Regions from separate parts of the Mus musculus genome. Here regions 2, 3, 4, 5 and 6 are each linked to region 1. The links are chromatin loops, found by intact Hi-C in ENCODE. Cell type or tissue: left cerebral cortex. All regions are shown on one strand.

The links. Peaks named below come from ENCODE experiments on the same cell type or tissue, not always from the same donor. Only the 100,000 strongest peaks of a DNase experiment are listed, where the experiment ranks them.
Region 2: a loop joins it to region 1, with 7 times the contacts of the local background. A loop is called at or near these places in 2 of 42 quality-filtered maps.
Region 3: a loop joins it to region 1, with 2.2 times the contacts of the local background. A loop is called at or near these places in 13 of 42 quality-filtered maps.
Region 4: a loop joins it to region 1, with 3 times the contacts of the local background. A loop is called at or near these places in 19 of 42 quality-filtered maps.
Region 5: a loop joins it to region 1, with 4 times the contacts of the local background. A loop is called at or near these places in 6 of 42 quality-filtered maps.
Region 6: it touches region 1 in a loop (4-fold over the local background); 8 of 42 quality-filtered maps call a loop at or near these places.

The regions. Positions count from the first base shown.
Region 1 is chr3:52,266,558-52,270,557 of GRCm38, forward strand. It overlaps Foxo1 (forkhead box O1), which reads left to right and starts at 1,780. Exons shown (of 3, transcript NM_019739.3): 1 at 1,780-2,865. The coding sequence starts at 2,245. In left cerebral cortex, a CTCF peak has its summit at 1,886; DNase peaks (open chromatin) are centred at 1,459, 1,713, 2,193, 2,679 and 1 more place; H3K4me3 peaks cover 3,522 bases; H3K27ac peaks cover 2,054 bases.
Region 2 is chr3:52,704,007-52,708,006 of GRCm38, forward strand. All of the region lies in intron 3 of Gm30235 (a long non-coding RNA gene), which reads left to right. Among named protein-coding and RNA genes, the nearest start is that of Gm22798, 17 kb to the right of the region's middle. In left cerebral cortex, no CTCF peak of the experiment used is centred here; DNase peaks (open chromatin) are centred at 2,330 and 2,799.
Region 3 is chr3:52,340,589-52,344,588 of GRCm38, forward strand. The region is part of intron 1 of Foxo1 (forkhead box O1); the gene reads left to right. Among named protein-coding and RNA genes, the nearest start is that of Foxo1, 74 kb to the left of the region's middle. In left cerebral cortex, no CTCF peak of the experiment used is centred here; DNase peaks (open chromatin) are centred at 1,829 and 2,445; H3K27ac peaks cover 727 bases.
Region 4 is chr3:52,399,300-52,403,299 of GRCm38, forward strand. No RefSeq gene overlaps it. Among named protein-coding and RNA genes, the nearest start is that of Gm38537, 66 kb to the right of the region's middle. In left cerebral cortex, a CTCF peak has its summit at 1,950; DNase peaks (open chromatin) are centred at 1,706, 2,047 and 2,475; H3K4me3 peaks cover 611 bases; H3K27ac peaks cover 976 bases.
Region 5 is chr3:52,508,698-52,512,697 of GRCm38, forward strand. No RefSeq gene overlaps it. Among named protein-coding and RNA genes, the nearest start is that of Gm30173, 6.3 kb to the right of the region's middle. In left cerebral cortex, a CTCF peak has its summit at 1,877; DNase peaks (open chromatin) are centred at 1,997 and 2,952; H3K4me3 peaks cover 764 bases; H3K27ac peaks cover 1,310 bases.
Region 6 is chr3:52,798,858-52,802,857 of GRCm38, forward strand. No RefSeq gene overlaps it. Among named protein-coding and RNA genes, the nearest start is that of Gm30292, 3.1 kb to the left of the region's middle. In left cerebral cortex, a CTCF peak has its summit at 1,999; a DNase peak (open chromatin) is centred at 2,002.

The DNA.
Region 1 (4,000 bases):
CTGTATCACTAGCCTATACTATGACACTTATAGAAACAGTTGGGGACAGTGGCCTTAGAGAATTTGAAGATCTGGGGAAAGCTTTAGGAAAACTCCTTTAACCAAATGCTCTCATCGCAACAGTCCCTGAGAAACCGAAACAGAAATGAGGCGAAGGCCAAATTCACAGCTGGATTTCATCGCCAAGAATGGTCCTCTAGTGCTCCGCCTATTTGTAGGGTGCGGCTGTCTGACTGTGGGCCCACCTCGGCAGAGTGTGATTACAAAGGAGCACCAGAGGGTTGTTCTTTGTGGTCCTGCTTAGGCTCATCCATTTACTCGAGTCTCCCAGCGGTTGTCAAAGCCAAATTTTGTAGTCAAGGTGAAGAGACAGTTAACCAAACTGTCCTCGGCACCTCTGGTTCAGGATCGCCACTCAAAACTTTTATCAGTAGGCAGCCGTTTCAGAAAAAGGGATTATGAATAGGGGAATAGGGGCCTGGATTAGCGAGACGTTAGAGACAAAGTGGAAGGAGTAAGAAGGCTGGTTTTCTTTTGGAGTCTCATTTTACATAGAAAAACTCCACGTAAGAAAGAAGAGCGAAGTACAACCGCAACAAGACATTTGGAGCTGCGTTTTTGGACATATTTAAAGCCCTAATATGCATCTTCAATTCTAAAGCATCCTAGCCAATAAAAGAAAATGCCACCCATATTTCTTTTTTTTTAAAAAAGAAAGCAAATCAGAGGATCAAGCGAGGGAACATTTTCTTCTATTCTGTAAGGCAAAAAGAACCACTGTCTTTCTACCTTTGGCTCCGCCGGACGTGTGTTAGATACGCGGGTCTGGGAGCTCACTCTGTGAGTTTAAAGAACTGAGGGGCGGAGCTGTGCCCCAACACTTGGGGCTTATCTCCTTTTGCGACTTCAACACCTCATCGCTTCCATGCTAAATAAAAAAGAAATAAGCAAGCAGTTAAACTTAATTAGGGGTAATAAAGTGACAAAGTTGTCTCTAAGCGCTCCTCTGACTCTTTAGCCACCACACCGGTCCTCAGGAAAAAGTGAGATTCCCGTGGCAGAAAAGCGGTTCCCATAGAAGACGTCGGATCTGAGGCGCTACTGGAGCTAGGTGCTTGTGCAACAGTGTTCTCCCCGCGCCGCACCTCTCTGGGGTTCAGGATGAGTGGAGGCTGGGGGCTGGACCGAGCCGCAGAGGCTCGTCTTGCAGGTGTGCACAGGTAGGGTGGGAAGCGGTTACTCCGGAGCCGCAGAGCGACGGGTCTTCACCGAAGGATCTGCGCGCCTGGGGCGGCCAGGGCAGATGCCAGCTTAAGAAAACATTCCTCCAAAACAAACCCCACCGACTTCCCGAGAGCTGCGCGAAGACGCGTGGGCGGAGCGGGCTTGAGTGGAATCCACGAGGCGCCCCACCGCCCACGTCGCGTCCGGGAGCGCGCAGCGGCCCCGCGCCATCCCGGGAGTCAGGGTCTGGGCTCTGCCTGGAGTACTCGATTGCACTCTGTAGTAAACAAAAGTATGGTAGCCGCCTCCACGCCGGTTTGCCTCCTAGCAATCCGATCGCTGAGACGCCAGAGACTCAGAAACACTTGAGAATTACAGAAAATAATAACGGAGATTGGAAAAAAAAAAAAAAGTGTGTGAGAAAGAAAAATACCCCACCGCCCCCCACCAACCTACTGCCGCCTCCCGAGGGAAGGCAGCGCCCGCCCAGGCCCGCGTTCATTGGCTGCTTCGGCGGAGACTTCGCGCGTCCATTGGCCGCGCAGCCTGTCAGTCAGGGGCGGGGCGGCGCGCGCGCCGCCGCGGGCGGGGAGCCCGCTGCAGATCCCGTAAGACGGGAGTCTGCGGAGTCGCTTCAGTCCCCGCCGCCGCCACATTCAACAGGCAGCAGCGCCGCTGTCGCGCGGCCGCGGAGAGCTAGAGCGGCCCGCAGCGTCCGCCCGTCTGCCTTGGCGTCCGCGGCCCTTGTCAGCGGGAGCGCGGTGCCCGAGCTGCCGGGCTCCGCGGCCTGGTCGGTGCCCCGTCCTAGGCACGAACTCGGAGGCTCCTTAGACACCGGTGACCCAGCGAAGTTAAGTTCTGGGCGCGTCCGTCCGCTGCGCCCCGCCGCGCCTGACTCCGGCGTGCGTCCGCCGTCCGCGGCCCCCCAATCTCGGAGCGACACTCGGGTCGCCCGCTCCGCGCCCCCGGTGGCCGCGTCTCCCGGTACTTCTCTGCTGGTGGGGGAGGGGCGGGGGCACCATGGCCGAAGCGCCCCAGGTGGTGGAGACCGACCCGGACTTCGAGCCGCTGCCCCGGCAGCGCTCCTGTACCTGGCCGCTGCCCAGGCCGGAGTTTAACCAGTCCAACTCGACCACCTCCAGTCCGGCGCCGTCGGGCGGCGCGGCCGCCAACCCCGACGCCGCGGCGAGCCTGGCCTCGGCGTCCGCTGTCAGCACCGACTTTATGAGCAACCTGAGCCTGCTGGAGGAGAGTGAGGACTTCGCGCGGGCGCCAGGCTGCGTGGCCGTGGCGGCGGCGGCTGCGGCCAGCAGGGGCCTGTGCGGGGACTTCCAGGGCCCCGAGGCGGGCTGCGTGCACCCAGCGCCGCCACAGCCCCCACCGACCGGGCCGCTGTCGCAGCCCCCACCCGTGCCTCCCTCCGCTGCCGCCGCCGCGGGGCCACTCGCGGGACAGCCGCGCAAGACCAGCTCGTCGCGCCGCAACGCGTGGGGCAACCTGTCGTACGCCGACCTCATCACCAAGGCCATCGAGAGCTCAGCCGAGAAGAGGCTCACCCTGTCGCAGATCTACGAGTGGATGGTGAAGAGCGTGCCCTACTTCAAGGATAAGGGCGACAGCAACAGCTCGGCGGGCTGGAAGGTGAACGGCCTCTGGGCGGCCCTGGGGGGTGGGGTGGGGATGTGTTGGGGCCGGCGGAGGGTCGGCAGTGTGGGTGTTCGGGGCCCGGAAATGATGGGCGCACGGAGAGAGCGGGGCGAGAAATGGCAGGTGTGGCGGGGGCTTCCCGGAGACCCAGAGCCAAATTTGGACCAGGTGCAGGCGAGGGACTTCTAGAGAGACCCGGGCAGGGCTCGTTTGGGAACTTAAGTGAAATGGCAGAGCAGGCGTGAAAGTTAGCTTAGTTGTTGGAGCGAGGGGTTCGCTTCCAAGGTCCCTCTCCATTTGACACTCCAGACCTCCTGCGAGGGGGTCGGGCGACTCCTCCACCCACACGCGCACCCACTCTCCCGACCCTCGGCCGCCAAGGTTTCCCCGGGACCCGACCGCGGAGGTGCGGGGCGCACTGGAGACATCCCCCACCCCCACGCGCGCGCACGCAGGCGCGGGGCTCCCGCAGCTTTTGGGATAGCCAAACGCGCAGCTGGCTGAGCCGTGTGCGGGCCAGCGGTTGCAGAAAGTTGCGGAGGCCGGGGCAAATTTGGTTTTAACCAAAGTGGCCTGGGCACTGAGCAGGTGGTCGAGCGTTCCCACTCACTGGGTACGGTTTCGGACGCGCGCAAGTGGGTGGCCAAGGCTTTTAGGCTCTGGGCAATCTAAAGTTCAAGTGTGACCCTTGGCCGGGGCGGGAGCAGGCGAGGAGGGAGGGACCGGGTGTACAGGAAGCTAGAACCTTTAAAGGGCCAGTGCCTCCAGGCTGGGAGGCCACACTTTTTGCACTCAGAGAAAGGCTTCCACAGTTGGGCTGGCTTGGGGAGGTATGCATTTAATTGAAAGCCGAGAGGCTGCTGTGTGTGACCAGATTATGCGTGAGTGTTGGGGAGTGATTTACCGTAAAGCATGCAGCTACCCACGACCGGGCAAGTCTGGGAGCCCTGAAGTGAGTATTTGGTGGAAGTCTTAAGTGCTCACTTGGGGAATTACGGAAGACCTTTTTGCCTCGAAGGAGGATTGGAGACTTATAAATTAGGTGTTTAAGGCCTTTGTTTACCTTTCCGGTGGGAGGGAGAGGACAGGTGACTCAGTGTGGACTGTGGCATCCCTACCAGTGGAGGTT
Region 2 (4,000 bases), 440 kb after region 1:
GCTACATATGGAGAACTTGTCACAAACCAAACGACCAACCAACAAACCAAATACAATGTAAGGAGGGGGGACTTCAGAAGTTTTTGGTGCCTCATAGCTACCAAAAGTGTGGCTTAATAGATTAGCTCACCTTGGGGCAGCCAAGAAGCAGAGAAACAGATAGGGAAGGGAGGGAGGAAAGGGAGGGAGATAGTTCTTCCTGGTGAACTTTTTCCCTTTGATTGCATCTGGGCCCTGTGCATAAGAGACGGGTACCATCAACATTCAGGGGTTAGTCTTTCTGGAAATGCCCTCATAGAGATACCCAGATATGTGATTTATTGGTCTTGTAGGTGCTTCTCAAACTCATCAAGGTCTCAATGAAGATAAGCCATGACACTAGCTAAGCTTTTATTCCAGTGATGCAACTTTGGTACCCGTCTTTTCTGAGTTGTACTTTGCACAAGCTGGGAAGGATATTTTTTTTTTCTGGCTTGCAAAAGGTTTTATATGAAGAGTCTTACAAAGATACTGAAATAAAACTGGATTTTGTTCTTCACAAGTATTCTAATGACTGAGTCTCTAGGAGTAGAATTGGGTAAAGTATAAAGAAGTATAAGAGTGGTTCAGGGTGTGGTCTGGCAGAGCCACAAACCAGCTCTGTAGGGTTGAGAGCAAGAATTCCTCCCTTCTGTGGCTCAATCCATGTGTACAATAACAGGGTCGACCAGATGCCTAACTAAGGTAGTTTAGGGCACTGAGAGTGCTGACCTTGTCTGTAAGACTAATTTACTGTTCCACCATCATGATGCAATAATCCATAGGCAGAGGGTGGTATGGGAAGGCATCCTGGGAAGTTGATTGATGCATGTCAGTGAATTCAGGTTAAACCTGCTGTTTACAATATATGATTGTGTACACATAACAATACTTGACAATACTTCACAAGGCAAAACTGGAAACCATATTTGCATTTCTTCTCTGTCCTGAATGATGCTGATACCCACAAAAGTCCCTGTGTGATCTACATACATGCTTTAGGAAATGTTGCTCAACTCCAGTGTGTCTCATCTCTTCAGGATTCCCACCTCCACAGAGTAAGTCACCTGAGACCCTTAAGCATGGTTGTCCTTTTGAAACACCCAATTCCTTGCCCCCTGGCTTGCTTCAGTCCTGTGAGTAGCTTTGAGTCACGTCTCCTTCTGTTAGATTTCTGCCCAGAGTCAACTTTCATGAGACATTACACTGTGACCACTAAATCTCAGGAAGGACTTGCTCTTTGAACTATAAACAAGTTGTAAGTGATGAGACAAAAGACCGAGTACCCCTTTTGCTAAAGTCTAAGAAGAAAGCATTCCAGGACAAAACTGCAAGGTGAAGGGATAGATTACAGGGTAGGGTAGGACTGAGCAATGGACTGGTAGCTATTAGGATGTGCCCTGGACTAGTAGCACTAAATATAAGTTGGAACAGGGGAAGCTGAGGTTACCCTGTCTGATGAACTATGATTCTTTCCTATGCTAGATCTATACATTCTCCTGGGGTGGAGGCGATGTGGAAGGTGGGGTGGGCCTTCCTGCTATCTGCCCTCTGCTATTTGCAGGAAGAAAGAAAATTGCCAGGGCACCACAGAATAGTGGTGTGGATACTTGCAGACATTGGTAGCAACTTCTCTGCAACTAATCTTGGGACAGGAGAATGTGTAAGTGGTCTTACTGCCCATTGGGCTGATTTCTCTCAGGACACAAGTTGCCATATAGTCTGGATCTCCACAATTCCAATGTCTAGTGTTCTTCCAGAAGAGTTGTGCCTTTCACATCGCTAGCACTCGTTTACATGTGACTGCATAAGCTGCTGTGGTTTGCTTGCTAAGGAGGCTGCTGCAGGTGAATCCTATATTGAAAGTAACCCTAAATAAACTGCATGTTGGAGAAGTCTGTTAGAACCACAGCTCGCTGATAGATTTAGTAGGACCGTAGCTTGGGAAGATGAAGTCAGCCCACAATGCTGACTTCATTGTGTCTTGCTGGTCAGTGAATGACCTTGGAAACAGTCAAAGGCTCTATGTAGTAACTTCCATACAAAGTTCAGCATCACCTTCCATTGAATCACTCACTTCAGGACCTGGCTACTGAGTCAGAAACAAAAATAGATACGTGCAAAGAACACGTGCAGACAAAGGCAATTCTGACTGAGGAAATAATCTCCATTGATTTAGTCACACAATGAAAGTTTTTACTCCTGTGGAAAGTACTGTAACAGCCAAAAGCTTTTTGCTTTATCCTCTAAAAGCTCTCTTTAACTCCGTTTCCCTGGAAATAGCAAGCACATTCTGTCACATTATATTCTCCCTGTCAGTTGAATTTCTGGCATGGAATTTTGGGGTTGAATTGTTTTGTCCAATTTTTTTTTCTTTAAATAGTCCATTTGTTCTTTCTCTTCATAATTTCTTCATTAAATACATCAGCCAAATCCAACTGAAGGTATAAAATACGAATTACATCACATGCAGTCAGAGTAAGAGGTGTGGATTTTTCAGTAAAGTCAGAATACTTTACAAAAAGCAGCTAAAACCAAGGCTTTTTCTCCATCTTATGCAACTATCGTCTGTGCTTTCTTCTAAATGTTTATTTGCTTGTTATAAAAGTTAATGCCATATTTTTTTGGTTTGTTTTGTTGTTTAATCTCCTAACTTGCTACATGGGCTTCCTTTTGTAATGGTTGGAATACAATCTGTCCAATAAATGTACCATGGTGGCGGACTGAGAAACTGCTTTCAACACCCACAGCCTGCCCACACACATCCTCTGCATGGGATTTTGCAGCTGCTCTCATGAGGGTGTGAAGATGATTTTCCAGCACCTAGAAGATGGCTGCCATTGTTTTTGGCCAACAGGATATAACAGACATGAAAGCCTCCATTCCAAGCCTGTGCATCACCAAGTCTTACGTATTTATCTACTCCTTGGAACCCTGATACAGGCAGATTACCATGATGAGAAAAAAAAAATCCAATTGAGCCTTCTAGTAGGGTGAAGCCTCAGTTTTGCAATCTTTGGATGTATACCTCCTGAACCAATCAGAGCCCAGTTATACCAGCTTCCACGGTTGGATAAAAGAGTACAGCCGAGACCAGAAGCTGGACCTCTAGCTATTGTATAAATTGCATTAAAAAAAAAGGGTTTACTTTTTAATTAAAAGAATTTTGGGGGGTGACTTGCTAGTACAGCAATAGCTAACTAATATGGCTATGGATCTTATAACTATTTCTCTTTTCTATTCAGTTTGGGTCTTTTCAAACATTCTCTATTATAGAAGAACATTGTGCTATTGTCATTGTGGTGTAAGCAGTGCGAAAGTTTTTGTTTGGTTTGAAGACAGAAGTAATTAGATTGTATGACCTGTAAACATTTCAAAATACTGCGTGATTAAATGAGATTCTAGGGTCATCTTCACAGAATACTTATTACCACCAACAAAACAATTTATATCTCCATAATTGTTTTGTATGTAAACGCACTTAGGGACAGCAAACAATTCCTTGTGGAAACATTTGTACAAGGGCTATAGACTTGCAAGCCAGGTAAGTGCTAAACAGTATAACCAACCTGTTTGTTCTAGGTGCATTGACTTATTATTGTTATAGCCATTATTAGCAGTATTTTGTTGTTATTGAGGCCACATTAAGAATGGGTGGCTCATGGTTTTCAGAAGGTCCGGTCTGTCGTTGCTTAGATCTATGCCATTGAGCACAACAGCTCAGTGTTGGAGCCTCATCACAGAGAGCTAGTCTTGCTACGGTTCTGTAGACAGACAGCAGTACACGGACTCAGGGTCAAAGGTGCCTGCCACGAGTGACCTTCCTTCAGCTATGTCCTTCCTCCTTATAGCTCCAAAGCGCCCCCAAAATGACACTTCCATCTGGAGAACAATTAGTCAGATCTCGGGCCCTTCCCATGCAAGCTTCAACAACTCCTTTCATTGAGAAGTGAATGTAAGCTTAGCAAATGTGTACGTTTGA
Region 3 (4,000 bases), 74 kb after region 1:
GCTGCCTGGTGGTTATTACTGTATGGAAAGAAAGACCAAGGGTGCACCTAGAATTGAAAAGTAGAAAGAAATAGGAAATGTAAAAAGACCCAGGCCAGGCCAGCAGGTAGTGGCCTTCGCACGGCTGAGAAGCTCAAGCGCTAAAGTATGGTTCAGGTCAGACGCCAGGGTTCTGAGAGCCAGGGACCTGGCAATCAGGATGAAGAGAGATGCCTCGGAAGCACCAGATCCAGCAGGTGACAGGAACTGAAACCAGTAAGCAGGGGCAGGGCAGGGTTTCCAGCAGGCTTAGGGGGTGGTGAGAGGCAGGCACGGAGTCTATGTTTGACTAACTTATGACTCGGTCCTCACCTCCGATTTTTGTTGGAGATTCAGCATTCCTAGAAGTCTACTATGATGGATGAGTAGTTTCCAATGTTTTGTTTTGCTTTTAAATCTCATGCCCTTTTTTGATAGGGCTTCAAGTTGTTCATGCAGTTCAGATATATTATGTATGTTCTATAGCACATTGTTAGACATAGTTTTTTGTGTGAGATTTAAAACTTCAAGGTAAATGCATATTTATAGATTCTGCACTTCAGTGATTGCCTGATAATTGCTTTTGACTGGGAGGATAAAAACATCTTGGTTGGAAGAACAAAGAACAAAATAACCCTGTCCTGTGTCTCTATGTGCCTGACATTTCCCACCCTAGGACAGTACAGTAGATCTCATTCAAAACCGACCCAGTGGAGAGACCCAGCTATGGTCATTAAAGCAGATCTGTTTTGGCCAGCCAGGACTAGAAAACTGACTGTAGTGTGTAAATTTAGGCAATGTGTGTGTTGAGAAACCATCAGACCCTTCCTTGACACGAGTTGCTATTTCCCATAAATAACATGAATGCTTTATACTAGTTGGAACACTGGAATCTGGTTATCTTATATGTATATCTTATATACATGTACAAAACATTATTATTCTAAAGATGCTGGTGTCCTAGTAGTGTTATTAACTAACTTCATTCCTATTGATGGAGACGGGCATTTTTACACATGCTGCCTTGTTGAGTATGTTGAACTGTCCTTGACATAGAAGCTGAGGAAGTTGACGGCTCCTAGAAAGCTCTGTGGGGGTCATCTGTTGGTTTGTCAAATGACTCTTACTATTCCCTTCCTTTCACAGAACCTCTGGAGGGTAGCCTGGGTCCTCCTTCCTTCCTATTTCCTTTTCTGCTGTCTGTACCATGAGCTGTCCTAATGTGGAACATGAATGGTAGATGCCTAAGAGATGCCTAAAACCTCACATCTTCCCTGTAATGTTTTTGGGGTGTCAGTCAACAAAGTTTTATTGAGCTCATGTGTGTAGAACACCTGTTAGAGGCTTTGAGGTTAGAAACTTAAGTTTAATCTTGTGTTTAAGGAACTTGGAGTCTGGTCTATAGGGGCATAGAGCAGAGTGCTCAGGAGCAGAACAGGTTGAGCATCGGGGTACACCAGGTTTGTGTCTACCTTTCTGGCAGAACTGGCTTGTGTCAGGCTCCCTTAGCATGTGCTTGCAGTGTTCAGCCATCCAGAAGCATCAGGAATGTGTCTGCGGCTCCCCTGAGCCCAGAAAGCCAGCAGGGAGGGCAGTGTGGTTGGTACAGAGAGATGGTTGCCTTGGCCCTTCTCTAGTGGTATCGTACAGACACAGGCTTTGAATAAGTGTGTAGCACTGGTTGTCTGTTTCCTCACAGAATGCTTGCTGGGAGAGAATGCTGAGAGTATAAAATCCCAGAGCTCCATCAGTTGCAGGCAGCTCCCAGCAGAGTATTGTGGACATAGCACCTCAAGCCTGCTCCTCTTTAGTGTCCCACTGGCTGCATGAAAAACAGGAATTTATGTAACAAGCTCTGCACAGCAAACGTTTTCCTGTTGTGGGGGTGGGTGGGTAATTGTTGGCAAAGTTAGTATACAGCTCTGTTACACAGAGTGACCTGAAATGTCCTCAGAAAAATATGTAGTGCGATATTTTGATAAGTTAAGGATTGCTATGTCCAAAAAAAAAAAAAACCAAAAACAAAAACCCAACCAACAATAAGCAGAAGTCGTCCAAGCATTTAGTGGATACTAACCCTGAAGTTAGTGAACTATTTTTAAACTTTTTAGGAGTCTTCGTTATTATGTCTTCTTTGGTCCTGCTGAAAACGCCCCCCACCCCAGCCCTGGCGTCTGGCAGAACTGCCTCAGGCTTATAGAGCTGTACCCCCCCCTGTTAGTCAGGCAGTCAGGAAGCTGATCTCTGGAAGGATCGCCTCCTATACTCTCTGTATTATTAACTAAATGTGACAGGACCGGAGCAAGCTCCCTCTCTTGTAGAGGCCTATCAGAGCTTATCTGTGTGGCTATTGTGTTTAAAGAACAAATTGTCATGGAAGATACGGTGCCCAGACTCCCAGCATGTAGGTGGCTTTGGAGAATGCAGTTACAGGGCTGGCTGCTTTCCAGGCCTTGCCCAGGCAGGCTGCTGCTTTTTAAGGAGGAATTGGGGATTTTGATCACTGGTTTTGGTGGACACAGTAGCCAGAGCTGTAGCTCTGGTGGGGGTAGGATGACAGGGAGGTGGGGACAAGGAATGTTTTTGAGAATACATGGAATTGAGATACAACGTGAAAGAAATGTATTCCTTAGCCTTTTGGGAGATGTTTGGAGTTCACGACCTCATAACACACCTAGAGCTGAGATAGATCGTAAGTGAAAGAACAGAATGAAGCCTCAGGAGAGACTACCACTGCCACATACCCACATACCTGCCTGGCATCCAACCAGAAAGCTCCTGTTGGGCCATGTCTGATCCGCCCTCACTCTGCACCCTGGCAGCAGGACTTAACACATAGCTGTTGTGTTGCAATCCTTGGGTGGAATGTAGTGCAGAATGCATTTTGAAATAAGGGTTTCTAAGCTCTCTTAGGTCTGTGTCTGACTTTTGTCTCTTTTTACTAAGTGAGATTACCATTACACTCACTTTGTTTTCCATCTCTTGTTGAGAAAAGGCACTAATGTGCTCAGGGTCACAGAGAAGTCTGGCCCTGTATATTGTTCTGATCTGGTAGAACGGTTGGCACTTTAAGCACCTTCAGTCGCCGTCAACAACATGAGGATGTGGGCACTGTGGCTGCCTCCTTGGGTGACCACAAATCTAGTTAGAGCCTTTTGTGGTCCAACAGGGGTCACAGAGTATTTGGGCAACTAAGCCTTGTACTAGGTTGGCAGAGAAGGCCAAAAATTTGAGAAGCCAGGTGCATAGCTCTGCATAGCTCTGCTCTGAGGATTGTGAGACATCCAGAATTCTGTCCCTGGACTGGGCATTAGGCCCCTTCAGAGCTGCCAGGTGAATATGTAGCAACTGTGCTGGGGCAGGAAGCCTAAGTGTTCTTCACATTCCCAGATTTGTACCACAGGATCCCCCAAACGTCAGAAGTCATGCTGGGGGTTCCTTGCCTTCCTCTTGTATTCTCCTGTGGGTTTGCAGTTTGCACACATTTGCGGTGGCTTTGTTGTAGTATCCTATCAGCACATCCACTGAGTAGGAGCAGAAGGGCCTCACCTCACTTAGGGGAGCTTGCTTCAGCCCGGCCCCCCTCTAGTTACCACTCTGGACGGCATACTCTCTACAGTGTCCTAAAGTTAGTGCTTTGCTTAGAGCAGAGATGTTCTCACATTTGAATATTGCATTTTGTGGCAAGTTAACTTTCTCAAGAAAATAGCTTTTCTTTATATTCATTTTTATTTGCCTGATACAAAGACTCTGGTGTAAACAAGTTTAAGTCCTAACTTTCGGGGGAATCTATCTATCTTGGGAGTGAGTTAGATAGTTCAAACTAGCCCCAGACTCACTCAAAACCCCGCTGCCTTTTCAGCTGAGATCCTAAGTTGATACTGTGTATTGCTTTGGGTTTTTGTTCCTGAGTAGGAATAGATCCTGCTTCATCTCCCTTTATGTTACCCTATGGGCCCAATGACAGAGAATGTCACTTTGT
Region 4 (4,000 bases), 130 kb after region 1:
GTAACGTCAACCGTTGTCAGTCTGGAGGTGCTGATGCAAAACAGAGTGAAGCCCTTGTGTTGTTAACATGACATACTCCAGTGTCTGAGGACTCACCTAATGACTGCTGCAACCACCAATCTAGGCAGAGTCCCGTAGGCAGCAACCTGGGTCACTAGCAATTGGTCTTAGCTTTGACAGCATCAGCTGGTTACTTAATTCATTAGCCGCTCTCCAGAACTGAGTTTGTAGCTCAAACTTGTTTCTTCCCCCAAATTCACCAAATTCAACAACACCCTCCTTACTCCCCATGCCAGTTCTGTTTGTTTTTTGTTGTCACAGGTGCATAGTTTTACTTCCGGTGCCCAGCCTGTCTGATCTATAACCTGGGTCACCTTTTCCCTACCCTCATACCACTGGCTCAGACTCCGTGCTTCAGCTTCTTCTCTCACTCAGTCAGGTCTTCTAGAGGATTCCAAACACTGCCTGTCTCTGCAGTGTGGCCTGAGTTAACGTACAGACAGAATTAGGAATGCTCTTCTCTCCCTCAGAATTGTCCTCGTCCTCATTTTCAACATCTTGAAACTGGCTGGGATGCTCGCCCCCCCCCTCCCCCAAGCCTCTCACCCTATAATCTAGCCATGGGTTTGTTCTTATTACTGTCGGTTTGGGCTTCTGTTTTCCCCTCTACCTGCCTTCCCTAGCTATGGAAATCCGACCCTTCATTCAGTAACAAACACAAGAGCCACCTCTTCCAGGAAGCCCTCTGGGAAGCCTCCTAAGAGAAGTCAGTTGCTTGGTCTTCTGTCCCCTCAGCCCTTCCTCGGCATCTTCAGGCATCAGTCAGGCGTGTGTTGGTCTGGCCACTCTGCTGGCTGCCAGATCAGAGGACAGGAGTGCTGCTCTCATCTCCAGTGTCAACAGATTGGCTCTTAACTTGCCCCAGGCCTGGGCTTATCTGATAGCCTTGTGGCCTCAGTTCGGAGATGTCCTGCAGTCCTTAGTCGCCCCCCCCCCCCCACCTTCCAACGCACCACCCCCCCTACCCCTTCAGAGGGTGTCGAGGTTTCCCTAGAAACTGCCACTTCAAAGCCACAAAGGAAAAACAAAAATCTAGCTAAATCAGGCAAGGCGGCTTCCTTCCGAGGATGCCTTCCTGTGCTCCTGCACCTGTGCGTGGCCTCCGGTCAGATTTTGACACGAACCAGCAGTTGCACTCAGAATCACCCAGGGGAGGTAAGGGTGCCCAGAGCAGGTCGACAGAGAGCTGACTTCTGCCCCCAGCCCCTCTTGGGAGTCCTGACTGGAATGGTTCCCTTCTTAACTGCCTTGAGGGTGTATGGTAGTTCTGCCACCTGGAGGGTGTGTCTTTCCCTATAGGCCAGAAACACTTTAAATCCTCACTCTGCCCTCTAGAGTGACCTGGTGCTTAATTTTCAATTTTTTTTTTTTTTTTTTTTTAGCGTTGATGGGGCTAGAATAATCCAGGGCTGACAGTTCTGCCCCCGACCTACCTCTGCAGGCTACAGGCTTTCTTTTCTACTTTTAAATTTTCCAGGTGCCCCGGGTTGCTCTTCCCAGTGGGAGTCCTGCCTTAAATCCTAGGCCATTTGCATTTTCTCAAGGACCCTTTGTGGCAGGTAGGTCCTCGCCTCTTGCAAATGACCTTGAATAACACTGCCCTCTGCACTCTTTCTGGCAGCCACAGGAAGAACGTCCTGCCCGCTGTGAGTCTGGGGCCTTGGAGAGCAGGGCAGGGAAAACAAACAGCCTGTCCTTATTCGTCCATTACTGCAGACCAGTGGATTGGGCATTTAGGATTTAGATTTGCAATTTGTGAATTGATTAAACGAGGAGACTTTACCGAGTGGCTCCCAAGGGCGCAAGTCTTTCATGCCTCTTTCACAGATGAAGAATCTGAGTTATGACAAAGTTTGGCGCACTCAACTCCCAACCAGACTCCCCCTATGGGCTCTTTATTCGCGCTGAATCACGGGCCTGACTGTCGCCCAGAGCAGAGAGGGCGTCGCCTGTGGCTGGCGGATTTTTACTGCTTCCTTTTCATACTTCTGTCACCTCTGTCTGATCTCAGTCCTTGCCTGGCCACTCCTGCGTGCCCCACAAACTTGGAAAACCGCTGCCCTTTTCTCAGCCATTAGCTAGCAGGAGAGAGGCGTGCTTCCCGATTGAGGGCGGCAGCCGTGATGGGGTGGGGATGGGGCCGCTGAGAGGTAGCCTCCGTTCATCAGGCCTGAGCCCACCGGCTCCCTCACCAGGCCTGCATCTCTTGGGTCTGGTGAAAAGAGAAGGGGGTGGGGGTGGGCGTGGAGCCCTCCTGGGAGGCCGATCCAGGGGCTTTCTCTGCCTTAGCGCTGTTGTCTGGGCTTGCCAAGTCCCACGAGTTGGCAAACTCTCGGAGAAGTGCTTTCAAAGCCGGCCTTCGCCCTCCTTGGCAGATGCCTCAAAGCTGTCTTGCTTTGCTCTGCCTGTGCCTGGGAGTCTGTACAGGGCATTTGTTCACACGCCTCAGTGGGGACATCCCTGGAAGAGGCTCACAGGCACAGTGGGAGCTCAGCTGGATGACCCTTGAGGCAGGACCACTTGGGTGGGCGTCAGGAACTGGGGCCAGGTGGCTTGGGAGGGGCAGAACGCCAGAATGGGCGAGGGAGGTGCTAGAAGTGTTCGCTCTCCTCGGGAATAGCGTTTAAGGACTGGGAAGCATTGCCAAATAGTTAACTTTTAGAAGCTGTAGGCAGGGCACTGAAACTTTTTCTATTTCTGTTTTACTTTAGTTATCCTGTTTGATGCAAAATCATAAATATCCCAGGACATAGAAATGAGTCCTCGGGACCAGACAGAATCGAAGATGGCCTTGGAATTTACTGGCCTCAAAACGTTTTTCTAAAGTTTCATTTCTGGACGTTCACAAAACTTTAAAAGTGAGGCTCTTTGAAAAAGCCAAGCACAGGTGTGGCACCTTTAATCCCAGCACTCAGGAGACAGAGGCAGGGGTCTCTGTGAGTTCCGAGGCTGTTCTAGGTTACAGTGAGTTCCAGGGCAAACAGAGCTATATAGTGAGAATCCTGTCTTAAACAACAGATAGATAGATAGATAGATAGATAGGCTGGCTGTTCCATGTTACAGTGAGTTCCAGGGCAAACAGAGCTACATAGTGAGAATCCTGTCTTGAACAACAGATAGATAGATAGATAGATAGATAGATAGATAGATAGATAGATAGATAGGCAGATTAATAGGTAGATAGATGGTCGGAAGATTATCTGATGCTTATGTGAACAGAGCCCATCCCAGACATCACAGGTAATAGCCCAACTAGGGTTGCCAATCAAAATGCCAAATACCATTTCTGCTTCTAGAAACACAGAGCATTTGGGCTGGTATGGCAGTACAATGACAGTGTCAGCCCCATGGGATTGCAGTAACAGCCAGCCCCATGGTAACACAGTGACAGAGAGCCAGGCCATTCCTTGTCTCTGGCAAACTTTTTAAATCGAGTCCCAGTGAACTTTTGTTGAGATAAATTAACAACAACAACAAAAATTAAAATCTTACCAATGATTTTTTTTTTCTTCTGTGCATTCTATTGTAATGGGAAGACCACTCAGACTCTAGTGAATCGAAAGTCTGGCGGGTACTAAACTCAGTTACGCAGGGTCCACATGTAGCTCCAAGTATTTAGGGTAAGGGGTTTTTTAAGGCAAAAACTACATCCTGCTCTCTCTCTTAGCTACAGGGGAGGTTTTGCACAAGCAAGCAGTTTAACAGAAGCTAAGATAAATTAGCTGGGGCACCTTGACCTTGGGTTCCTAGAATAAAGTTGGGTAATTTTCCATGGGATTCTCCATCCAGGAGATCCAATCTAGTTAAACCTAAAATGTCCTCATCATGAATACAAGACGGAGGACCCTCTGCACCTCTGGCCTGCCACGTTACCTCAGGAAAGACTGACCTGGCAAAAAGGCTCCCATCAGTGCGCGTGCTCATTAAGCAGAAAGCCAAT
Region 5 (4,000 bases), 240 kb after region 1:
GGATACCTTGTCCCTGGGGATGGAAGGGAGAGGTATGGGGCATAGGTGGGGAGTGATGCCAAGTAGGCAGGAGGGAAGTGTGTGTTGAAGAGGGAAGGAAAGGAAGAGACATGGGAGCCTGCAGCTTTGGCCACCGGCATCCTAGAAACTGGAAATCAGCTGTGATGCTTGTTCTTGTACTGTTGACAGCATAAAAGGGCACATAGTGGGGACAGATAATGCATAGAAAGCTCAAGGGAAACCAATATAACCATTACTAAATTAACCAAACTGAGGTGATCTTTAAGCAGTGAACTGAAGGGTCACCCAACATGAAGCAGAGTCCTGGGGAGCTCACCTAACATCTGTGAGCTCCTGGCTTTGACCCCCCACCCCCCAGCAATGAAGATGAAAAAAAAATCTAGGATCAGTTATGTACTTGAAGTTCTAGACATATCTGGAACTTTTTCTTATTGTCTTACCTTTCACTTATTTCTAATATATAATAAAAACATACACATGAATAGATATGTATAAATAACATCAATATTCATATTTTTCTGACTATAAAATAATGCTTACTTTAGAAAATTTAAAGTATATTTACAAAGTCATAGAAAAAATTGTCTACAAGTTTATAGCAGCTACAACAGTTCTATAATTGGATTTCTGAATTACCCTTAGAGGGTGTGTGTGTGTGTTCACACGCGCGCACATGAGTGCTCAGGAGTCATCCTTAAGACCACTGAACATTTCCTTTAAAGCAGAGTCTCTCATTGACTGAGACCTTATCCTCTAGGCTAGACCAGCCAGCATCAGGATCCTCCTGTCTCTGCATCTTCAGCGCTGGGGTTATAGGTGCTCTGGCTTTTACATGGGTGCTGAGGATTGAATTGAAGTCTCCATGCTTGTTTGACCAGCACCCACTCACTGACGGACCTTCACCGTCCCTGTATCACAGTGTTTGGGATGATTTCCCTGTTGTCAGGAAGTTTGTTTCCGTTTCCGAACCGCTATCAACAGAACCGCTTTGGACCACCTCATAGAAAACGTTTCCTCCACCTGTCTTAGAATAGGTGCAGAATTCCAATTTCGGCTCTTTTGAATCCAGATGAAATCCGGGAGGGGATTTCAATTTGCATCTGGACTTTTAGTTGCTTAACAGTGGCTAAAGGTTGTCCGTTGGAGCCCAGTGCTATGGCTGCTTCCAAAGTTAACTTGGTTTTAATGTCAATTAATAGAAAATGTGTCCAGGCCACCTTTGGAGAGAGGTGCAGAGGTGCAAGTGGACCAGCCAATGGGACTTGTGGCTGTTTAGGATGATATAGGGCTTTTCCGTGTTTGTAAAATGAAGTCTTTTTATTTCCCTAGTCACAGTTTACAAAACATTGGAAAAGACAAGCCAGCAACGGATTGGGTTCCAACACAATGGAATTCTTCAAAGGAAATTAGGTTCCCTCCTTGGGGACTGAGGCTTCATCTTGCACAGCATATTTGGTGCTTGGCTTCCGTTGTAGAGATCACTTCTTAAGTACATGTGACAGCGAGAGCCCCGCCCATCACATCTTTACTCAAATAGGACTGCTCTGTACGTACCAGACGTGTTTGGTCAATAAGCTGTTTAAATATCAGTGCATTTATAAACAGGTGGGCAGATAGTGCTGCCTCTTGCCCTCCTTGGTTAGCATCCAACTTCCGGTAACTGAAGAATTAACACAGTTCCCAGCGGGATCATCATTATGCTCTAAGGGTGACCTTAAATATGTTTAAAAACACCCCCAATTTCAGGTAGAAGGATGGGAGAGACAAGCAAATGGTCTCTTCGCCCAGGTGAGCCTGCCTTTATAGTCTTTCCCAGAAGCCTTCGCTTCTCAGCTCCTGTTTACAGCTTACTGGCTGCTGCTTCCTGCAGTGCAGGCTGGGTAATGTAGTTCTGCAGCTAATTTGCTTTATCCCTCCAAGAATATAATAATAGCGTGAAGCTCAGAATTATGAAGATTAAGCGAAGAAGCAGAGGCGCTGAATAAGAAAAGAGCAGCTTATAAGCAGGTTTAGCAACATTTGTTGTGGCTGCAGAGGAGGAGGCTGTGTTTTATACCTTAGTATGAGTAACAGTCTAAATCAAGACATTTGGGGACATTTTCCCGTTATAGTTTTTCCTTCTCTTTCTTCCCCTCCCTCTCTGCTTTGGGACAGGACGGGGGTGGAAGGAGACTGATGTTCCCTCTCCAATAAGGAAGAATGAGCTGCTATTTCTAGTTGCCAGGAAAAAGCCATGGTAATTCTCTGTCGAACAGCCTGAGAACACACCTTTTAAACTGGGTGTGGTGGCCACACCTGCAACCCCGGCACTCTGGAGGAGCAGGGAAGGCGACCTTAAGGTCCAGACTGTGCTATCTTTAGTAAGGCCTTGAAACTAACAAAGCTGGGGATATAGCTTTCTTTTAGGTAGAGCACCTGCCTAGCATATTTAAGATCCCAAGGTTAATCCGCAACACTGAAGGAAAAAAAAAAAAAAAAAAACGAAGCAAAACACCTCTCCAAACACAACCCACAACAAACAAACAAGCAACCGTTAACTAAAAAGAATCCCCTCTTTAAAACAAAAACAAATACCCCTGCCTTCCCCATCCTCAAGCTGGTAGGAGTATAAATGGGAAGGCCACTTGATAGTATTTAGCAAAACAGAAAATGCACCCACCGTTTGACCCAACAAGTCTACTTCCTGTAGTCTATTCTAAGAAATCGCCCTTTGCCCGTGTGAATGTGTTCACACAAAGATACCGATTGTCCTGCAGGCTTCAAAGGGGGCAGACTGGAAACCGAAGGGGCACTCATCAATAGGGGATTTGTTACTCCACTTTGTGGTATATCCATTTTGAAGCAGGCTTACTGTATAGGGATCTGAAAATCTACAAACTATCTGAAGAATCAGCAAGCTGTACAGCTATTGGAAGGGAACGTAAGTGATGGGGCTTTTTGGAAGAGTGTCTGCCGCTATGCCTGTGTGGAAGGGCCGGGCAGGACTCACACTGTCAGCCGTGGGAGGCAGTGGGAAGAGCTTGAAGGGACTCTTCAGTCTCCCTCTCTATGTTGCTTAACTCTTTCAACCGGAATGCGTTCATGAATTATTTATGCAATTAAAAAACTCCCGTTGACAAACCTGTAGAGTCTGCTGGAGCTGGCTGGCTGGAGAGAGGCATCTTCCAGGAGTGGCAGATGAAAGATTGTTGCATTTTCAGCACGGCTTAAAAATAATGCGTTAAAATGAATGTAAATAACTTTTAATGCTTGCATAAGGAACACTGCCAAGGCTCAGCTACTTCTTTTTTTTTTTTTTTTTTTTCATTTTTTTTATTAGGTATTTAGCTCATTTACATTTCCAATGCTATACCAAAAGTCCCCCTTACCCACCCACCCCCACTCCCCTACCCACCCACTCCCCCCCTTTGGCCCTGGCGTTCCCCTGTACCGGGGCACACAAAGTCTGCGTGTCCAATGGGCCTCTCTTTCCAGTGATGGCCGACTAGGCCATCTTTTGATACATATGCAGCTAGAGTCAAGAGCTCAGGGGTACTGGTTAGTTCATAATGTTGTTCCACCTATAGGGTTGAAGTTCCCTTTAGCTCCTTGGGTACTTTCTCTAGCTCCTCCATTGGGAGCCCTGTGATCCATCCATTAGCTGACTGTGAGCATCCACTTCTGTGTTTGCTAGGCCCCGGCATAGTCTCACAAGAGACAGCTACATCTGGGTCCTTTCAGTAAAATCTTGCTAGTGTATGCAATGGTGTCAGCATTTGGAAGCTGATTATGGGGTGGATCCCTGGATATGGCAGTCTCTACATGGTCCATCCTTTCATCTCAGCTCCATACTTTGTTTCTGTAACTCCTTCCATGGGTGTTTTGTTCCCACTTCTAAGGAGGGGCATAGTGTCCACACGGCTCAGCTACTTCTTGTTGTATGGCAGCTCCATTCTGGGTACCAGACATCTATTAACTTGTTTAATTTTCATGACAAGTT
Region 6 (4,000 bases), 530 kb after region 1:
TTGAGGGTCACCTTTGATGGCAATGAACCCCTGTATCAAAGATGTTTCTTTATAATGTCAAAGTTTCCTGTCAAATTCTTCTCGGGTGAGATTAGACTTCTTCTGAGCTCTTAGGTTCCAGTAGCATGCTGTCAAAGAGTTCCCACTGGAAGGTGCACTTGGCGCCACCTCTTCCTGTGCGCCCTCGCTTTCTGCAATGCATTGTGGGTATCATTGTGGCTTACTGCATATACTTTGCAGAATTAGCCCTAAGTGTTTTGTGATGGTTGGTTAATTAAAACTGTATCATCTAATCCTCGTGTCCTTTCACAAAGCCACTTGTAAATGTTGCAGATTGTCCATGCTGAAAACCACCGAGTCAAGAGGATCCTTGACTCTGGGCGGAAGTGATCCTCTCCTTTTATGTAACTTCTGACACGCAGACTCTTCGGAGATAATACGGTGCAAGTCTGTTACAGGAGACCTGTACTTACCACCAGGAAGACTTTCAAATGTAACATGCTCTCATTTTGAAAACATTTATTGCTGATTGCTATCAGTGTTCATTTTCAGATGCCTGCCTTCAGGGAGTAGACCTGTCCAAATAAGACCGGCCCATCTTGCCCACTGAGGCGATAGTAGTCAAAGGTCAGATTTTACTTTCATCGAGTTTTGTTCTTGTTTCTGCCACCTGTCGACATCTATCTTTCGCTAGTGGCTTATCATCTTTTTAAAGAGATGAAATAAGATACTTCTTTAGTGCATTGTGTATGAAGTGAAATAATGATGTGACGTCAGAGAAACAACGAACAAACTGCATGTATGAGGATGAGATTAAAGTGCGTTGTTATTCTGGCTGAAAGAACTCTCCCGTGAAAGAGCGCACACTCTAAGATCCTAACTCTAAAAAGCCCTGGGAAAGGCAAACTAATCCCTGGTGGCAGAACCAGGGTAGAGGCTGCTCTTCCAGGTGTGAGGAGATAGGACTGACTGGGAGGGACTCCATGGGAATTTCTTAAGCAGAAGAAGAACGTTCTATTTCTTGACAAGGATGCGGATTATGTGGGAGGTAAGCATTGCCAGAACTTATTGATAGTATGGAGTTAAGATCTACAGATTTTTATTGTATAGAATATAAGTTATGTATACTACATTGAGGTATCCATTATACCACAATAAAATTTTAGAAGTTTCATAAATCGTTTGTAATGACGGATTTGTATTGGTCTCATAACACCCTATAAAGTCATTTAGTTGCAATAAAGTTAGGACGTGGATGGTAGAATGTAAATATTAACACAGTAGAGCATTTATAGTAATAGGTGTTAGTCCGTTATATACTGACTACGTGCTATGTGACTGCACTATTACTAACCCATAAGGAAAAAACACTTAGACAGACAAAAATCTGAGTAATTTCTCCAGATACAAGTATGCAACAGATGAAAGAGCTGAATTTGAAATTTGGATCTCTCTGACCATGGAGCCCAGCCTTCAATCACTAGGGCAAATTTCTTCTTAAAGAACAATGTGAGTATTTCCATCTTTCCAAGGCTATGTGATGTCTTGACAATGTTTATCCCACATGCACTCTATCCTAGGAAGCACACTGTGACCTGTCATTAGCTGTATAGGATTATTACTCCTGTCTCCCTTACATATGAGGACTTTGAGGCTCAGAGAGGATGAGCATCTATCTGTAGGTCACACAGTAAGTGTAAATATAAAGTTTCAATCAAGAGCAGGGAAATCCAAGGTTTGTTATTTCTACAGCTGGTGATTTATCAGACTCCATGGTAGAGAGGATTTTAAAATCACACATTCCTAGACTCTGTATTTAGTTCTTTTTTTAAAAAAATCATATCCCAGAGTAATTTGTACAAATAAGACCACTGGTAATGCTAAAAACGAAATTACTATCTTTCCGACCCCTCTTAGCTTCACCACCCACACTTCAAGTTCCATGTTCTTGTCTTCTTTTTAAAAACTGAACTGAGAGGAGACCTCTTGTGGTGATCAGCAGACAGACAGGAAGTCACCACCTGTAGATCTTGGTTTCCTTCTTGCATCTGCTGCTGTTGGGCTGCAAAGTTGGATACAAAGTAAAGGACACCTGGGGCTCTTTAACATTTGTAACTTTAGAGCTGACCTACTTTTCTTGCCACTCTGTAAACTGAGATCAGTTCCACAGTGTTCAATTCTGTGATTCTCTTAAGCACCTGGGAAGATCCGGCACTGTCACGTGATTAATAGCACATCATTGGAAAGCTGAAGGTAACTTTATAAAATAGCTTATTATACAGTGATATTTTCCAGGGAACCAAGAGATTTTACTCAATTATATGCAAAGTGATTTGCCAAGGAAATTCCGGTCTTTGTTTTGTCAAGAAAAATGAATTGAAAGCAACTTTGTACCCAGCTATGCAAAATCTACAGCACCGCCTATATACAGATGTGTTCAAAGAATGCCCTGTGCCTTCCAGGAGATGCCACAAGACTGACTATATACATGGCTGGCAGTGTTCATACTTAACACCCATTATGTCCTGAGGGAGCCGTGAGGTTGGAAGCCACTGCTCATGGTACAGCGTCATCTCACTTCGCAGAGTGAGCATTGTGCCATTACAAAGGTCATTCTTTGAAAATGCCTTAGAAACAAAGATGAGGTCTTTAAACATGGCTGTCTTCAGCATGGAGGACCAAAGGTGGTCTGTGAGGGTGACATTAAGAGGAAACAAGAAAAATCACTCGATTTGTCAAACCGGGCGAACAAACACAGATGTGGTGGTGTACAGACTGGAGAGTTCAGGTAGTGGTGGAGAGATGGAGGAGTGGGGAGTTCCAGAAATGAGCTCAGCAGCTGCTGCTACCTACTACCCTCTACAGGATGAGTTGTTCTCTTCTCTGAAATTTTATATAAACAGAGCATGTAGCATGCAGTGTCTACATAAGCTCGTATGATTCTTTTGAGGCTCATGTTCATTGTTTGCAATATTTTCGGGTTTTAAAATAGCATTGGCTCTGGTATCCAATTGTACAACTTCTTTCCTACCAAGTGTTTGAAGTGTCTCCAGATCACCAGGAAACAGATTCCATTTGTCCCCTGATGTGTAACGGTTTCTTCTGAGACTGAAACATACTTTCTGCAGGAAGCTCCTTAAGCAGGAAGGTAAACAACCCAAAATAGCTTCAGGAAGTCCCTGAAACTGACAAGGCTCACTATTGCCCCTTCCTTCAAGAAGAAGCAATAAAAGCTGAGACGCACCCTCAGACAAGAATAGCTGCAAAGAAGACTCTACCAAGCTATTTGGAAGAAGCAGAAATCAGCAAAGTCGCCTAGAAGAGGGTTATATCCATCGAGGCACCAGGAACCTACATGTGAGTGTGTCCCACTTAAGTAGCTTTTATTGATCACTTCCTGTTAGGAGGAGATGCAAAAGGATCAGCACAGGGCAATGAGGGATGTGTGAGAAAACTTCCTTCTTGAATACTACATGCATGCCTACTCACCCCAGATAGGAAATCCATGACAAATCAAACGATGGATACCACCAACTTCTAGTCTGGTGAACCATGAGTTTTATTTGGTTTATTTATAGGAATATAGGTGAGGGGTTCCTTACAGGGGAAGTGACTCAAAGACAGCTGCATCACCACAGCCCACTCCAGCCTGTGTGACAGCTCACAAGCTGGGAACCCAGAGCACACGGCACAGCCTGCAGGCAGCTCACACCACATTGTCCCAGCTTCCTGACAAGCCGAGTCGAAGGTCTCACAATCCTGGCCCCTCATCTTCTTCCTGGAGGCCCTCATGGAGCCATGTGCTTTGATTTGTACTTAAACGGAGGGTAGCCCAGACACCAGCTCAGGGACAGCCATTCACTGGAACACACAGATATTTCAGAGGCCTGGAAGCAGTGAGTGAGTCGTGTCTGCTCCCCCTCCCAAAAAAAACCCAGGGAGTAAAAGCAGGATGTTCCCCACATACCTGACCCTTCTCTCAGCCCCTGTCATGTGCAAA